Regions from separate parts of the Homo sapiens genome. Here region 1 is linked to region 2. Evidence: read pairs that join two places in POLR2A ChIA-PET (ENCODE). Cell type or tissue: HCT116. All regions are shown on one strand.

Region 1 (4,000 bases), 130 kb before region 2:
TAATAATGAAATGGCAAAGTCACCATTTTAAAAATGCATTTTAAGAAAGAATCTTTGACCTGATTCCACTTGAGGATTAGGGGGAAAAAAAAAGAAAATAAAGAACCTCTAAAAAGAAGAAAGAAAGAAAGTAGACTCATTTATCAATGACTCCCCCTTTATAAAATAGAAAATAATTTTACCTGGCCTGAAATTCCCAATTTTCTTCCTTTATTCAGTCCAATTTCTCCAAGATCGCCAGCTCTCTCAGAACCACCACTGAAAAGATTAAAATGTTCTCCCGAAGTTCCAAACAGTGCCTGGTGGGGATCCAGGCCCTTGTAAGCTAGACCATGCACATTATCTTTAGGTGTGAAATCCACAGGTGTGACATCTTTGGGTGCAAAGGTCACATTATCAGGCAAGTAGTCATCATCTTCACCCTATTTCCGTTTAAAGTGGAATTAAGGTGAGTCACTGAAGGATGCAAAGTAAACCCACAAAATACTAATTGAAAACGCAGTGATTAATGCCACACAGAACAATTAGCAAACTTTCATTGGTGCTGTTATAAATGACTAAATCACTTTCTGGCACAAAGGATGCTAACACCAACTCCATTTTATGAAGCTGAACAGACCTGGGTATCTGTGGTGCTGGCATGTTGCTGAATATGTATGCTGATATAATGAGGATAGCTTTAGGGTATGAGTATTTAACTGTATAGTTATTGGATCTGATTTCTAAAATTGTCTCCAACCAAATTTCACAGTCATACAGAAACAGGTGCTGTTGTACCAAAGTGAAGGTCAGTCACACCATGCAATACCTCAGATCCTTCCGAGCTTCCAGGGGGTAATGCACAGCCATAGATTTTGACTCCAGGATCTAGAAAAGAGATTTCAAATGCAATAGTCATGAGTGACTACAAATAGAAAACCCCGACCAGGCCGGGCGCGGTGGATCACACCTGTAATCCCAGCACTCTGGGAGGCTGAGGTGAGAGGATCGCTTGAGCCCAGGAGTTCAAGACCAGCCTGGGTAACATAGTGAGATTCCGCCTCCACAAAAAATTTAAAAAAAAAAAGGCTGGGCGCAGCGGCTCATGCCTGTAATCCCAGTACTTTGGGAGGCTGAGGCGGGGTGGATCACAAGGTCGGGAGTTGGAGACCAGCCTGACCAACATGGAGAAACCCCGTCTCTACAAAAAATACAAAAAAAATAGCCAGGCATGGTGGCGCAAGCCTGTAATCCCAGCTACTCAGGAGGCTGAGGCAGGAGAATCGCTTGAACCGGGAAGCAGAGGTTGCAGTGAGCCGAGATCGCGCATTGTACTTCAGCCTGGGCAACAAGAGCGAAACTCCATCTCAAAAAAAAAAAAAAAAAAAAAAACCTCACTGATAACTCTTCAGAGGTACATGGGTACATTTATAAAATGTGCTACAGCATTACGGTGAGAGGAAGATAACTGGGAATTGTTTTAGAAACAGGGTCTCGCCCTGTCACCCAGGCTGAAGTACAGTGGCATGATCATAGCTCACTGTAGCCTCAACCTTCTGGACTAAAGCCATCCTCCCACCTCACTCTCCTGAGTCGTAGCTGGGACTACAGGTGCGCTCCACCACACCTGGCTAATTTTGGTATATTTGGTAGAGGCAGGGTTTCACCGTGTTGCCCAGGCTGGTCTCAAACACCTGGGCTCAAAGATAATCTCACCTCAGCATCCCAAAGTGCCAGGATTATGGGTATGAGTCACTGCACCCAGCCAGGAATCATTTTCTACCAGCACCTGCCCTACCTAGCAGTAATGTGCTCAATGAGTAACCAATACTGCCCCACAGCATAAGGAACCCAAAAGAAATGACTGTTACCCTCAAAGAGTCACTTACAGTCTGGCTGGGGAGACTCAGGGCAAGAAATAAGGAACAAGTAATAATGTTAAACTGTGACAGCTTGGGGGAGGGTAGGAAACATGAACTCTCACATGCTGCTGGCAGAAGCATAAACTAGCACAGCCTTTCTGGAAGCTGTCATGCATTACACATAAAAAGCCTTAGAAGACACACATACCACTGGGCCCAGCTATTTCGTTTATTGGAATTTGCTCAGGCAATCCTCAGCCTGGGCCTGGGCAACATGGCAAAACCCCGTCTCTACAAAAAATACAAAAAATTAGCCTGGCGCAGTGGCACATGCCTGTGGTCCCAGCTACTTGCGGGGCTAACGTGGAAGGATCACTTGAGCCCGGGAGGTCAAGGCTGCAGTATGCCGGGATCGCACCACTGCACTCCAGCCTGGGCGACAGAGCAAGACCCTGTCTCAAAAAAAAAAAAAAAGTACGCTGCAGCAGTGATAACAGTTAATCAATTAACATACACACCAGGTTTCTGTCGGCGTGGCCGTCTCTTTACTCGAGGACCAACTCCTTGTCCTTCTTTCCAACCCATTTTTCTTAGCAATTCGAAACCAACAGATAATCTAGGATAGCAAGGCATTGAAAATGAACTTTTCAAAATAACATTAACAAAGAATATGAAATAAGCGGCTTCTGAGTTCCTGCTCAGTTCCTAGGCCTGTCTTGCCTGGGCCCTTGCCCTCACCCACATTACATCTGGCGTGACCCTGCCATTCCAGCCACAGCAGGCTGCACTGGGGTGCACACCTGAACTGGGGAAGTCAATCAGATGACCTTTCTCCTGGGCCTTTACGATGGGATCACAGGGACTCTAGACAGTCTTTGCTAAGCATGTGGCCTGGGAATCCCTGAAGGTCTAAGGCTGCCATATCAGGCCACAAGCCCAGGAGCACAAGGAGATACACAGAAAGTGAGGGTAGAAGGAGGCAGACAGAGGCGAGGCTATAAGGTCTGGAGGGGTGGTGGGAGAAGTCACTGTAATTCCTAACAGCTCTCCAGCCTCTGAGAGCCCCAGCAGCACAGCTAGTGGCTGGAGTTCTTAATCTCTCCGTGCAATGACAGTGCAAGATCCTTTACGCAAAACCCCCTTTTTCACTTAGACTTTGAGCCTAAGAAGGCTTGTCTCACTTGCAATCAAACTATCCCTCAGCAAGAGAATCACACATATGCAAAACACCGGTGCTAAGATCATGACAGTCAGAAGGAAATGCTCACTTTGCTGGCGTTATGAGGTCATCAAGGAGGGTGGCTCCAGGAATAGGGGCAGTAGCAGCGGCCAACTGCCTAGCCTTTTCTCGTATTCTGTCTTTGGTTTTGGAGGCAAAATCGTCTGTGGTGACAATCGCTTTAGGTGCTATCCCAAATTCACTAAGATCCTTCAAAAAAATTCAAACAGAATTACATTATTTGGAAAGTGACTATACACAATACATCACATAGTTTTATTTCTGTTAAAAAAAAAAAGTTAAAACTACAAAATTTAGTTCTGGATCAGCAGAGTGACAGACATACACACTGACTTTATTTTTTATTTATTTATTTTTTTGAGACAGAGTTTCTCTCTTGTTGCCCAGGCCGGAGTGCAGTGGTGCAATCTGGGCTCACTGCAACCTCCGCCTCCCGGGTTCAAGTGATTCTCCTGCCTCAGCCTCCCAAGTAGCTGGGATTACAGGCACACACCACCATGCCTGGCTAGCTGTTTGTTTTTAGTATAGATGGGGTTTCACTATGTTGGTCAGGCTGGTCTCGAACTCCTGACCTCAGGTGATCCACCCGCCTCAGCCTCCCAAAGTGCTGGGATTACAGGCATGAGCCACCGTGCCCCGCCTCACACTGACTTTAGAACCTCATCCTCACACAAGGTAAAGCCAGTGGCCAAGGGCAGGGCATGATAGTCGCTGCTCATTAGGGCCACCCCGAGCATGACCAAGCTGGGAAGACAGGAAGTAATGGCCGTGTTCTTCTCGACAGTATCTCAAAGGTCAGCGTGAAAGAGACAAAGCCTGGAGTTCCAGCCAGCAAGCATTCACAAGTGTGAGTGCCAGGCCTAGAGTCAGGTGCCTTTGCCTTTACTGGAGCAGATGTTGCTGGCTGCCTGTCCAACCA
Region 2 (4,000 bases):
CTGTGGGACACATGGAAGAGCTAGAGGGTGACTCTTGGGGACAGCCAGGGAAGCTCTGAGGAGGGAAGGACAAGAGGGCCACACAATGAGCAGCTATCATGATGCTCCTTGGCTGTGTGCACTTGTCTGGCCTGATGGGGACTGGGGATGGCAGGGGAGGAGTGGGCTTCTGATGGGTTTGGATCCATGGGTGGCCAGTGCAGGTGTCCCCTTGCAGGCCCAGGGAGAGTGGTGACAAGACTCAGGTGATCCAGTGACCCAACCCAGTGACTTCTGTTGGATTTCATTTGTGCAGAAACACATCATCCATGGCCTTTTACCTGCAGCCAGCGTTGCTCCGAAGGCAGCTGTGCCACGCACACCTCCTCCCCGCAGCCCCAACCCATCTCCAGAGAGACCAAGGTGAGTATCAGATGAGCAGGCACTGAGGTCACCCCTGTGCTCAGCCTCCAAGTACTGGATCCTGGAACTGCTCAAACTGCCCAGAAAAGTATAAGTAGGGTGGTTAGAATCATGTCCTTCAAAATGTTTACCACGATTCCATAATGATGCAATTAATATGGTGTCTCTGAGGATAATGGACTGACTTGAGGTCTCTCCTTTTCAGGTGCATGAACTTCTCACATTTCATGATTGAATGCAATGAGTATTTAAAAAAAAATGTAAAGCATTAAAGCCCAAGTATTCAGGTTAACAGGGAATTTTGAATTATACACATAATTTTCTTTCTTTTTTTTTTCCTTCGAAACGGAGTCTTGTTCTGTTGCCCAGGCTGGAGTGCAGTGGCGCAATCTTGGCTCACTGCAGCCTCCACCTCCCAGGTTCAAGCAATTCTCCTGCCTCAGCCTCCGGAGTAGCTGGGATTACAGGCACATGCCACCACGCCTAGCTAATTTTTGTATTTTTAGTAGAGATGGGGCTTCACCATGTTGGCCAGACTGGTCTCAAACTCCTGACCTCTTTCTTAATCCGCCTGCCTTGGCCTCTGAAAGTGCTGGGATTACAGGCATCAACCTCCGCACCCAGCCCATTTTCTTTTTTTTTTTTAATTATTAATTTTTTTTTCAAGGCAAGATCTTGCTCTGTTGCCCAGGCTGGAGTGCAGTGGTGCAATCATGGCTCACTGCAGCCTCCACCTCCCAGGCTCAATCAGTTCTCCCATCTCAGCCCGCCGGGTAGCTGGGACTACAGGCATGTACCACCATGCCCAACTAATTTTTCTATTTTTTATAGAGATAGGGTTTTGCCATGTTTCCCAGGCTGAAATCCTGGGCTCAAGCAATCCACCTGCCTCTGCCTCCCAAAGTGCCTGGGATTACAGACGTGAGCCACTGTGCCTGGCCAAAACAAAAAGTTTTTTCGAGATATGGTCTCATTCTGTTGCCCAGGCTGGAGTGCATTGGTGCGAACGTGACTCACTGCAGCCTCAACCCCCTAGCATCAAGCGATCCTCCTGTCTCAGCGTCCTGAGTAGCTGGGACTACAGGTACACACCACCATGCCTGGCTAATTTTTTAAATTTTCTGCAGAGATGGAGGTCTCACTATGTTGCCCAAGTTGGTCTTGAACTCCTAGGGTAAACTGATCCTGGGAGGCTGAGGCAGGAGAATTGCTTGTGCCCAGGAGTTTAAGATCAGCCTGGGCAACATAGCAAATCCTTATCTATAGCAAAAATCAAAAGAAAATAAATTATCTGAGCATGATGGTGCATGTCTGCAATCCCAGATACTCGGGAGGCTAAGGCTGGAAGATCACTTGAGCCCAAGAGGAAAAGGCTGCGGTGAGCTATGATCATGTCACTGCACTGCAGCCTGAGCAACAGTGAGGCTGTTGTGAGTGAGGCCCTGCCTCTAAAAAAGTTTATTTTAAAAAGATAATTAATAGGGTAGCTCCTGAAAAAGAAAAAAAGATAATAAATATATCTATCATTCTGACAAGGGTCCTCATGCTCCTTTGTAATTCCTTCCCCCTGCCCCTCTCTGCCACCTTTCATGCTCCTGTTCATCCCCAGGCAACCTCTCATCTCCTTTCTCACACTATGGATTAGCTTGTATTTTCTAGAATTTTATATAAGTGGAGTTACATAAAATACACTGCCTTCCTTCACTCAGCATGATTATTCTGATTAACGCGTGTTCCGAAAGTCAATAATTCATCCTTTTCCTTACTGAGTAGTATTTCATTATATGAATATGCCACAGTTTGTTTATCCATTCTCCTGTTGATGGATATTTAGTTTGTTTCTAATTTTTGGTTACTAGAAAAAGGCTGCTGTAAACATTTACACACTGGCTGAGTGTGGTGGCTCATGCCTATAATCCCAGCAATTTGGGAGGCTAAGGCAGGCAGATCACCTGAGCTTAGTAGTTTGAGACCAGCCTGGTCAACACGGTGAAAACCTATCTCCACTAAAAATACAAAAATTAGCTGGGTGTGGTGGTGCACTCCTGTAGTCCCAGCTACTGGGGAGGCTGAGGCACGAGAATCGCCTGAACCTGGAGGCAGAGGTTGCAGTGAGCCCAGATCGCACCACTGTACTCTAGCCTGGGCAACAAAGCGAGACTTATATCTCAAAAAAAAAAAAATGTATACACAAATGTTTGGATACATACTTTCATTTCTCGGGTAAATATCTATAACTGGGCCTTATACTAGGCAGGTATTTAATTTATTAAGGAACTGTCAAACTATTTTCCAAGGTCATTGTCCCATTTATGTTCCCACCAACAGTATATGAGTCCAGTTGCTTCATATTCTCACCAACACTTGGTTTGGTCAGAGTGTGTGTGTGTGTGTGTGTGTGTGTGTGTGTGTGTGTGTTCATGTGCATGCGTGTGAGTGCGTGTGTGTGTGTGTGTGTGTGTGTGTGGTCTTTTATAACTTGGACAGTCAGTGGTTAGTTTTCATCCACATTGACTGTAGGTTTTTGAAAGTGGTGACAGTTGCATAGCTAACCAATGTACAGAGCTTGTTTGATCAATCTTCATCTTCATTACGCTTTCTGGACAGTGGTACACAGATAGGGTGAGGGATATTCCTTACTCCTTTGTCTGAGACAGCTTTGTTGAGCCCGGCATCAATGCACACATCTCGAGTTCCTAGCTCTTTCATGGAAAATTTCCAGATCTCTTTGTGTATGCCAGGGGCAGTGTCTTAAAGCACACTCCATAGGTGTGCTCATGAGTGCTGATAGTGTGCTTTCTGGTCACAACCTTGTTGACGACAGAACAACCCTTCTTATTGCCCTCCTTTGTGGAATCCATTCTCATAGGCCCAGTTTAGAATAAAAGAGCACAAGGGGTTGTCTTGGTCAGTTTTTAAAATTTTGGACATTTCATGAGCGTGTACTAGTATTTCATTGTGGTTATTTTTGTTTTTTTGTTTTTGAGATGGAGTCTGTTATTTTTGATCAGAGTCTCATTCTGTCACCCAGGCTGGAGTGCAGTGGAACGATTTCAGCTCACTTCAACCTCCGCCTCCTGGATTCAAGCGATTCTCATGCTTCAGCCTCCTAAGTAGCTGGGATTACAGGCATGCACCACCACACCCGGCTAATTTTTGTATTTTTAGTAGAGATGTGGTTTTGCCATGTTGGCCAGGCTGATCTCAAACTCCTGACCTTAAGTGATCCACCCGCCTCGGCCTCCCAAAGTGCTGGGATTACAGGCGTGAGCTACCGCGCCTGGTCTTATTTTGCATTTCTCTAATGGCTAATGGTATTGAGCATTTTTTTCATGTGCTTATTTGTCATCTTTATATCTTTTTTAGTAAAGCATCTGTTCACATCTTTTGCCCATTTATAAAAATTGGGCATTCCTTGTTGGTCACAAGTCCTGTTGCAGATCTAAGAACCATCTTGGGAAGGCCGTTGGACTCAGGATCATGTTCAGTTGGAGGCAATGACATTTTTCATCCAGGAGACGTAAGCAGAGACCTGGGTGAAGACTGTGGGTTTCCTGGAGACATCACAGCCCTGGCTTGTTTTCCATTATTGCATCCT

The links. ChIA-PET counts read pairs that join two places held together with the same protein. Peaks named below come from ENCODE experiments on the same cell type or tissue, not always from the same donor. Only the 100,000 strongest peaks of a DNase experiment are listed, where the experiment ranks them.
Region 1: POLR2A ChIA-PET joins it to region 2 with 5 read pairs; 10 of 35 experiments call an interaction of 5 or more read pairs at or near these places.

What each region holds. Positions count from the first base shown.
Region 1 is chr19:33,092,629-33,096,628 of GRCh38, reverse strand. GPATCH1 (G-patch domain containing 1) reads right to left here. Exons shown (of 20, transcript NM_018025.3): 4 at 3,110-3,270; 5 at 2,360-2,457; 6 at 809-867; 7 at 183-422. Among named protein-coding and RNA genes, the nearest start is that of GPATCH1, 13 kb to the right of the region's middle. In HCT116, no CTCF peak of the experiment used is centred here; no DNase peak of the experiment used is centred here; H3K27ac peaks cover 367 bases.
Region 2 is chr19:32,962,762-32,966,761 of GRCh38, reverse strand. It overlaps CEP89 (centrosomal protein 89), which reads left to right. Exons shown (of 19, transcript NM_032816.5): 2 at 296-402. It also overlaps the pseudogene RPL31P60. Among named protein-coding and RNA genes, the nearest start is that of CEP89, 7.2 kb to the left of the region's middle. In HCT116, no CTCF peak of the experiment used is centred here; no DNase peak of the experiment used is centred here.